Regions from separate parts of the Mus musculus genome. Here region 1 is linked to region 2. Evidence: chromatin loops called from intact Hi-C (ENCODE). Cell type or tissue: heart. All regions are shown on one strand.

Region 1 (5,000 bases), 960 kb before region 2:
TTTCTTAAAATCACACTGATAGCTGAACTAAACACATCAAGCAACCTTGCTCTTCCACCAGGGAACTTTGATGTTGTTCGTCTTCCTTCCTTTCTGTTTCTTCATCTTTCTTCAGCTCTTCTTCAGCTCTCACTGACATCCACAGTTAGGAGCGGAGCCCATTCATTTGTGGGGTGTCCGGCCTCTTTCTTTTTTGTTTAAGAACCTGATTCACAAGTGGGCTTTCCCGAAGCCCACATTCCTGGTCGGTCGACCCACTTTATTTGAGAAGCATTTCCATTTTCTGTTATGCTGCCTGACTTTTTTTTTTTTTTTTAATCTTTCCTGTTTGTGTGGCTTCCTTTCCCCTCTGTTCTCTCTCACTTGCTAACCAGCAAGGTTAGATACTTGTGAGAACAAATACAAACAAGGGCAGATTCACCCGTGCCTTTACTTCCTTGCTTAGAATGTAGAACATAAAAGCCGGTGGGCAAGGGAGATGAAAGATGCTTGAGGTGGACAAGGGATGAAAGTCTTACTAGATCCATAATGTATGTGTGATCTCCTTCAATTGAGGCAGGAAGGAAGAGTTGCAGGACCACCAGAAACATATGTAATTTTCAAATCAAAGTGTAGTATATTTCAGTCTCTCCACTCTCCCATGGCAGGCGACTTTACCTTTTAAAGTTGCAAGCTTGGCTGTGAGCCCATTTCTGCCTCTCGTGTGCTCTTATTGAAAGAGATTTTCATTTGGGAGTACATTTCGAATCTCAAATGGGTTACTTCAAATCCATTATAATTTTTTCATATTTCATGTTCTGTATCCAAATAGAGCTGGAAAAAAAAAGGCACTGAGTTAAAGGGGAAAGGGTTGCCAGGAACATGGCTTTTATATTCTCTGGGTTTCTCTCCAGATTTCTGTTCTTTTGCATAATGGCTCCAATCTGTTGTGCACCTGTAGTTCTGGGAAATGATTCTTTTTTAATCGCTTCAACAGAGACATGAGTATTGGAGTTGCCAATTACTAAACTGAAAAAAAAATAGTGCACATTCAGAAGAGTCTCTAATCCACTTTTAAAACAATTAAGATCAGCATTGTGTGTTTGGCACACAAGCCTATAACACATACCCATCTGTATAAGCAAAATGTAAATTGAAAGAAAATATCTGAATGAAAAAGCAAGATCTTAGGGGTTCCATTTACTGACCAGAGAGACAATGGTGAAACACTGGGTTGTTGTAGTAACTTGCATAGTGTTACACTTATAAAACCCTTGCTCCTGGATTTGTGTCGGCAACTCGAAATCCCTATGCTCTGCTAACATCTGTCCCTTGTACTTCTGGTTTTCTTCCTATAGAGTGTATTTCTTCATAGATGAGCTTGCAGAAACACCAGCTTAACGCGTCTTAAGAGGAAGACTTCAAGAAGTTATTTATTTGGGAACTTACTGAGATGACCTGAACTCATTCATCTCAAAATACAAAATTCAAGCTTATAAAAGAAGACTTGTTTTTTTTTTTTTTTTTTTTTTTTTTTTTTTACACACTGAGTCCCCAAGGGAGGGAAAAAAAAAAAGTAGAGTTTGAAGTAAAAGAAGTGGGTATCAACTGTGAACGTCAATGAGTTTCTTCCATGTTTGCGTGTCTCAAGGATCCACAGGTTAAAGACACAGAATAATTCTCGTGAAGTCTTTATCAAAGAGAGCACTCTCCAGGCAGCCATGGAGGTGAGGAAGTCTGGTAATATGGAGGCGCTATTAGGATTCTTTGAGTGTAAATATCACCTACAGTAACAGCTAATGAGCACATTTCATAAGCATGGAAGGCTTTTGATTTGTAACTCCTACTACATGCTCTGCCAATTAGAAATGCAAAAGCCGTCTGGCGTTAGTCTCCCTTTGGAGTACATAGGAACAAATGTCAACGCTGGAGCAATGAATATTTTTTATCTAAATGGAGATTTCAGAAAGAAAACATCCATTTTAAGCAGGTTGTGAGTTTAATAAACATCAAAGTCTGAAAAATTATTAATTCCATTTGGACATAGGGTATCTACCAACCCCAAATTTGTACACTGGAAGATCTGAGAGAAGTATAATCTTTCTAATTTATTTTCCTGAAAAATATAGCAGAGGGGAGCCTTAAAGTGGCTCATTAACTTGTTCAAGATGATTCAGTATGAAACTGGGGATCTCAGAAATAAACTACCACAGTCATAATTTTTAATAAAATATCTCTTGGTATTTTAATATAAATCTTTGGTAAGTAAATATATTATCAGACTTGTGACTTATGTTCTTTTTACAATTATTAATTTTATTTTATTAGAAAAAGGAATTTTATATTAGAAAAAAAATTCCACCTTAAAAGGGTCACCAGCTTCAGTACCTCTTGCTTAGCCCACAAGGTGGCGATAGTCTACAACAAATGGTATTTGGTTTTCTTTTCCAGTTAAACTAGGAATTTGCAAAAGTTTTATGTCTTTCCAACGATATGTAACAGATTTCTCTTACCATTTTAAGGAATCTGTAAACCAATTTTTAAATATTTCAATATTACTTGTATTTACACATTTTCAAGCCCGCAGCTAATTTTTAAGCATGTGATTTTGTTAGCTTAATCCAAATACTATTAGGATATTTTAAAAACGAGAATTATCTTTGGCTGCTTTTATTTGTCACAGTTGAGAGCTCAGTGCAACTCAAATGGAGAAAGAAATCACAGACGTGCAATCTATTGAGAGAATTACAGCATCATTGATTCATTTGCTATGCATGGTTTTTGTTTTGGTGTGTGTGTGTGTGTGTGTGTGTGTGTGTGTGTGTGCGTGTGTGTGAATTGCTACTTGACACTTGGAACTGGCTTTAATTGCTTTTCCAGGTTTAAGGTATTTCCCTTGGCCACAACAAAAAGTTAAAAAGGATGAGGGAAAAAAAAAAGTTTGGTAGTGGAGTGGGGGCGGGGCAGGGTGAGGAAAATGTTCAACCACCAGGGGGCAACAAAAGACAAATTTTAAAATAGATTTAGCCAGACAGTTTTTTTTTTTCTTCTTCAGTGTGTGATCATCCCAAATGTAAGTGACTTCCCAATACAATGTGATTTAAAAGCCATATTTTGAAGATGTGTTATTGCTTAAGGTAAAGTATAGTAGCACAATTTCATGAGTTTAATGAATACTGGAGTTAAAAGCATATTATCTTAGTCATCAGGAGGCACGCACGACTTTGAAGAAGGACGTTTGAACTACCACCAACAAGCATGCAGTTTGTTGATGAGTAGGCAGAGATCGGAGGTATCCCCCAGCTTCTATTACAGCCAGAAGATGAGAGCCAGGTTTCCAAAAGTGTTGGGAGTGAGATTTGCTCCTGACTTTACTGTAAACCTGTAAGGCCCTGTACCGGACGACGACTTGTGATTTGCCAGTACTCCTTCCTACTGACAACTGGTAGTTAAATTTAGAACTGAGATGGCCCATGACAATGCATCAGGGCTGAGAAATGGAGACTTCTCTGAGTCCCTGACACTCAGCTGTCTGCAAAGTCCTATGCTGTTTCCCAGTCTTCCCCTCCCACAGCATTTTCCAAACATACACAGATCAGGGGATGCATATGCTCACGTCTGGAAAGATTAACAGAGCCATGTCCACGTATAGGGATGAGTCTGTTCTCTGCCCTTGTTGCCGACCGGATTGGAGATTGAGATAAATCTGAGTTTGAATTCTGATGTTCTGAATTTGTCACCTCCTTACTTTATGACCTTAAGAGATCTAGGACTGTCACTGGGCCCCAGACTCCTTGTATGAAAAAATCGACGATGGCAAACCTTGCAAAGACTGAAGGTAACAGATTGAAGGTAATCAACAGGAGAGGCTGCTAATGTGGGAAACATTAGATATTGAATGCAGTAAAGAAGGAGCTAAGAACACAGTTGGGAGTCCTCAGACTGTAGTGACTTCATTCTGACTAAGCATTTCTCTTGATGCCATATACCATCTCAAGGAATAGTGCCCAGAGAAAAAAGCCCATTTTTTAAATATTGCATCTACTTGACACATAATGATTGTGCGTGTTTTGAGGATGCAGTGTGATGTCTCAGCCTATGCATTTTGTTGTATCAAGCATTTAGCTTTATTTTCACGTCACACATTTAGCCTGAAAAGATCAGAAGAATGGAGATAATTCAGAGCTCATGGAGAAAACTGCACGTAGTCAAATAGCCGTAACCTCAGCCTTTGGAGGTAGAGAGTGAAGGGATGCTGGGGCTTGCTGGTCACTTCCCATCTCCAGATTTAGTGAAGAAACACTTTCTCAAGAGGATAATGTGAGGAAGGAATTTGGGAAGCCTAACATCATCCCATGGTCTCCATCAAGCACATAGCAACAAGCAACAAGGCACACATATATGCAAACACACACACACACACACACACACTCACACACACGTGCATGCACACTACATTCACATAAACATATGTACACACTTACAATGAAAACTACTTTTAAAAAGGGTATACAATTGTAAATAGGTAGGTGACGTTAATGTGTGCTGGTAGGGCCTCTCAGAGGACAGCCATGCTAGGCTCCTGTCTGTAAGTACATCATAGCATCACTAACAGTGTCAGGCCTTGGAGCCTTCCCTTGAGATGGATCCCAAGTTGGGCTGGTCATTGAATGGCCTTTCCTTCAGTCTCTTGTCCATTTTTGTTTCTGCAGTTTTTTTTTTTTTTAAACAGGAACAATTCTGGATCAGAAAATTTAACTGTAGGTTAGTAACCTAGTCTTTCTTTCTACTGGAGGTGGACTCTGGAGTTCCATCTATCCACTGTTGGGCATTTGTCAGTAAGATTTTTTTGTGAGGAGCGGGTGTGGCAGCAGTCCCAAGATGGCGCCCGGGACTGCAGCTAAGTCTTATGACTTGCACCTGACTTCCTCATACACCTGAAAATAGCCACGACCATCGTGAGAGCTGCACAGGTGCACCATGATGCTGGCGGTGTAAACAAGTCCATATTTGGTGGAGAC
Region 2 (5,000 bases):
TCTTTATAAAATAGTTCATTTAAAAGTATTTGTAAAATGTTCAATTAACATGAAATCAGTGTCAAAGGATATTAAAGTAGCTCAAGTGATGTCAACTGTGCTGTTTTTCATCTTTTACAATGCTAGGTGCTTCAGATGAGCTGATAACTCTGAAAAAATTAGCAGATTATACAACCTCTTTAAGTATTCCTTCCTAAATAAAGTAGATTAGCATTCAACGATCCCGATCAGAGTCATTCTTATGCCTTGACTTCTTGTACTCTTTCAAATTGTTTGTAAAGACCTTCTATACAAACATCACAGGAAATCATTGATACATGCGTGCATATGCACACACACACACACAGACACACACACACACAAGACTAAAGGGTGTGGATAAACAAGGTTACATTGTCTCTAAGGCTATGGAGAAAGAGATGGGACAATGGAGAGCTTGGGAGCAAGTCTACAGATACAGAAATCAGTTTCACACAAGAAAGGGCAGCAATGTAGGAAAGGGAAGGGTACAAAGTGATTGCAGAATCTTCCCTAAAATGAATGCTTTGAGGCAATTTCAATATCTGAATAACAAAAAGATTGTTAGCAGTAAATAGGACACTAAAAAAAAATCAATTATTCATGTAAAACAACTACAGCTGACTTCCACATTATTGAAGGAAATGTATTTGTCTGCTTCACTCCAAGTGTACATTATTTTTAAAGGAATGTTACAGAATTCAGCCAGAATGGAACATGAGAGAACATTATGTAAAAATCACTTCTTGTTTCAAATCTCTCAAAATCCCTGAGCCCTGTATCAGTACAGGCTCCTTACGAGGATGGAGTTCGGAACAATGTATAAAGCACAAGCGTTTGCTGTAACGATAGTCATTCTTGATTCACATTTTCATAACATCCTATTGTAATGTCCCTACCATGTTTATGCTGAAACACAACAAGGCTCTGTCAGGGATCCAACAAATGTGAAGGAGTTGGAGTCAATGTGGAATTCTCGATGTTAATATTTCCTTTCTGACCAAATGAGCTCCACATGTTTTCTGCTGCGACGAATCTCCTTCCTGTGGAATTAGGCATGCTCTGACTCATTCTTTATTTTTTGAGCACAACAATTTAATCCAGAGTAGTCCTCATTTCACATAGCCTGGGGCTCTTGGTTCATCGCTGTCTGCTGGCATTAGTGCTAAGCTACAGGGCAAAGGTGTGGAATTATAAGAGAAAGGTTCTCAGTACCCAGGTGCAGGCAAAAAAGCCTTGGCCAGTGACCTGCTAGAGAAAGGCTGTAGGTAGCCTGAGTCTGAAGAGAAAACACTGCTCAGATATCTGTTGATCTGTAGGTGTGATGAAATGCTCCAGAACAAATTTATGACATTTACATTAGACCTTTGGATTTAAATACGATGTGGCTAAATCTAAACAGCAATAAAGTGGAGCATGGAACTCCAGTGTGAATGTAAGGAGATGGTCATGAAGCTAAGGAATAACGGCAGAGATTCAAAACTAGCTCTTCAGGCCAAGAACTGGGTCTGAACCTTTTCACTACTCCTTCTAAAGCAGGTTGTTGCATAGGACATGAGAGCACAGATTAAAACATGAATAATGTTTTAATTACAGGTCAGAAAACTCAAGTGATTGTTAAGTCAGCAAAGCTGAGATAGCAACAGCTTCATCTACAACCAGCTCAGGTCTCAGTATCCTTTATCCTAGGCCTATCATTGTCTCCATCACTTCGATCACTCATGAGAACTAGATGCAGCCCATCACAGAACTCTGTAGAGTTTATAATAGTGAGCAAATATGGCACTAAGCAGAAAGTGAAAGACAGTAGGTATTTAAAGGACTGAATCATGCATTTTTATTTTTGTTGCCACCCTATCTAACGTGGTGTTCCAAGCATGATGATCCAGGCTGTGACCTACAGACTGTCTAGGTTTCTCTATTTCTATTTTCTTGTGAGTCACAATCACTGAAGAGGCCTGGTGCACGACAGGATTACATTGACAATTTGAAGAGCTTGTATGCCAGATAATGGAAGGGTAGTAAATGGCTGAGTGCAAGAGTGGGGAAAATGTCTTTGTGATTGGGAGGCTCATCAAGAAGTTCTTATGGGGTTCCCACACCAAACAACAACCTGATAGGCTGATGCTTTTGTTTCTATCAAATTTCAGAAATCGAAACCAAATGTGAGCAGAGCTAGCAAAACTTGAAAGCACATGTACAACATGTGACCCTGGGGGCCAGGAAAGTTTTTCAGAACCCTATGCTATCGGAGTTGCAGTGTGAGTGTGAGACACCAGATGTGGGTGCAGGAAAGAGAACCCAAGTCTGGAAAAGAAACCAGTGCCTTTCTCTTCTCTCTCACACATCTCTTCTCTTTCTCAGGCCCCAGCAGACATGTATATTTTGTTTTCTTCCAACTTATTAATCAGAAACTTCAAAACACAGAGACAACAAATCTAGAAACATTCCTTTTTGTTTGTTTGCTTGTTTTCTAATTCAATAACTCTTTTTATTAGATATTTTTTATTTACATTTCAAATGTTGTCCCCTTTCCTAGTTTTCTCTCTGAAAATCCCCTATCCCCTCCCCCCTACCCCTGCTCCTCAACTCACCCACTCCCACTTTCTAGCCCTGGCATTCCCCTACACTGGGGCATAGAACCTTCACAGGACCAAGGGCCTCTCCTCCCATTGATGACCAAGTAGGCCATCCTCTGAAACGTATGCAGCTAGAGCCATGGGTGCCACCATGTGTTTTCTTTGATTGTTGGTTTAGTTCCAGGGAGCTCGGGGGGTACTGGTTAGTTCATATTGTTATTCCTCCTATGGGGCTGCAAACCCCTTCAGCTTCTTGGGTATTTTCTCTAGCTCCTTCATTGGGGACCCTGTGCTCCGTCCAATGATTTTTACCACGTCAAAGCCCTTAGGGGTTATTTCAGACATTTCTGTCAGCACATGGGGATGTTCTAGTATAACACAGGTCACCAGACATTTTTATGAATATAAATGCTTTCCATGGTTTATGCAATTAAAAATAAATTGGCAAAATAGATGTTCAGTTACTTAAAAGATTAGTATGAAATAGGAATATTTCATGTATTTATTTTTATATATTCCAAAAATATTTCCAATGTTAAGGAAGTCAGATGAAACAAAATCTAAAACAAATGTAAATCATAAACTAAAATGAGTTCCATCGAAAATATTTCCTGATCTATTTAGCTTTTTAAAATCAAAATTCTTATCTAACTTTATGCATTTCTGTCTGTGATTGTGGTTATTTTCCATAGCCCTATGGCAGCCTTAAAACTATTCTCAAAATGCCTTTCAGTCGAGTTTTATGCTTCGACTAATGAAGTTCACAGATGTTGCAAAGGAAGCCCTGTTGGAATCAACCCAAATCTAAATAAATAAAAATCCCTTCCATTACTGTGTTGCATGATGGTTGTACCATATCCATTTCTTCAAGCCACAGCTTTACCTAGAAACACTCAGGGGATGTGATTGTCATTTTCTACCAGTGCTAACAGCTGATCATGTGACCAATGCTCATCCCTCATTCAAAGGCAGTTATTGTCGTCGGATACAATTATATAAAACTAATTTCCCTATGGTCAAGGTAATGAAGGAACTTAATGAAACCCTCATTCTGCTGGCCAACCTGCATCATAAACGCAAGGCCTCATACCCTATCCTGATGTAGGGAGGTAAGGTGAACACACTGTTGGGAGGAGGACACTCAAATGAATGATTGTCTCATCTGAACACTGACGATGTGACACTGAAACATCCTGAGAATTGCAGGAACTACTGTCTCTCCCCCGGGGCCTGTCTGTGGAGTAGGAAAAGCAAAATGAAACTGTGTCCTTACCTTTGATCACAAGTGTGTACCCATGACACTTCTGAAATCATGAATTACTACACAATGCCATCCAATAAACCCCGTATGGACTTTACACTTAGAATCCTGAGTCATAACATCAGTATCTGTAAGTACATTACACAGGTCAAGTCCAGAGAATCAAATCACTGAAGAAGATGTTTATGCTATTTTTTAAGTGTAGAAAGCCAAATTCCCAAAAGACAGTATTTTTAGGTTCAAATTTGTTTTATAGGAAACAGAAAAATTATAGTGGTGTTATTCTGATTAAAAAGAGCTGTGTGCATGATTCACTATAGCTGGCAGATATCCCTCATGAGCGACCCAGTGTGACCCCTTGAGTATTTATTCAAATTAATGTAACAGAACTAAGGGGTTTTGTTTTTGTTTATTTGTTTGTTTTTACTTTTTGGAGAAAGTTTTTGCTATGTATTTTCTTAAATCAGGAACTATAGTGAGCTCAGGCAGTAGACAGCGAGCAAGCAACATCCTCCCTGTCTTCTCCTTCAGTTCCTTCTTCCATGGTTTCTACCTTCAGTTTTTGACCTGATTCCCCTCTGTGACAGACTGTTACCTCAGAGTGCAAGATGAACAAACCCTGTCTTACCATATGTTTGCTAAGTGGTTATTTTTATGTGTGTCAGTGTATGTGTGTATATATATGTTGGTGTCTGTGTATGCATCTGTGGTGTGTGCCTGTGTCTGTGTTTGTCCATGTAGGTGTGTGTTTACACATTACTGTGTGCAGATGTGTGTCTGTATGTGTATCTCTGTATGAGTTCCACACTTTCTCTTTATATAGCTGTATCCTGATGATCCCTTACATTAGTTCCATAAATTTGCTACTTAGCCATTGGGAAAGTGGTTCAGTGGAAATATTATGCAGTTATCTGTGTGATTCATTCACTGGGCATCTTTCAGTTAAACACTTATTTGGATCATATTGTAGTTATTTTAATTTTCTAAAGAATTGCTATACTGATTTCCATATTGGGGATCAGTTTTATTCTTGACCCATCAGTAATAAGCCTTCCATACTGCAATACTTAACAGAGTATTTTCTACATAAATAAAACTTTATGTAAGCCATAATGCATTGCCCAGTATGGAAGCTGATCTTT

The links. A loop is a pair of places that touch in the nucleus more often than their neighbours do. Peaks named below come from ENCODE experiments on the same cell type or tissue, not always from the same donor. Only the 100,000 strongest peaks of a DNase experiment are listed, where the experiment ranks them.
Region 1: a loop joins it to region 2, with 3 times the contacts of the local background. A loop is called at or near these places in 4 of 42 quality-filtered maps.

Annotation. Positions count from the first base shown.
Region 1 is chr16:85,804,864-85,809,863 of GRCm38, forward strand. No RefSeq gene overlaps it. Among named protein-coding and RNA genes, the nearest start is that of Adamts1, 4.3 kb to the left of the region's middle. In heart, CTCF peaks have their summits at 2,381 (motif pointing right) and 2,986 (motif pointing right); a DNase peak (open chromatin) is centred at 2,958; H3K4me3 peaks cover 151 bases; H3K27ac peaks cover 857 bases.
Region 2 is chr16:86,765,187-86,770,186 of GRCm38, forward strand. Gm32461 (predicted gene, 32461) reads right to left here. Exons shown (of 6, transcript NR_153789.1): 6 at 4,740-5,000. Among named protein-coding and RNA genes, the nearest start is that of Gm32461, 39 kb to the right of the region's middle. In heart, no CTCF peak of the experiment used is centred here; no DNase peak of the experiment used is centred here.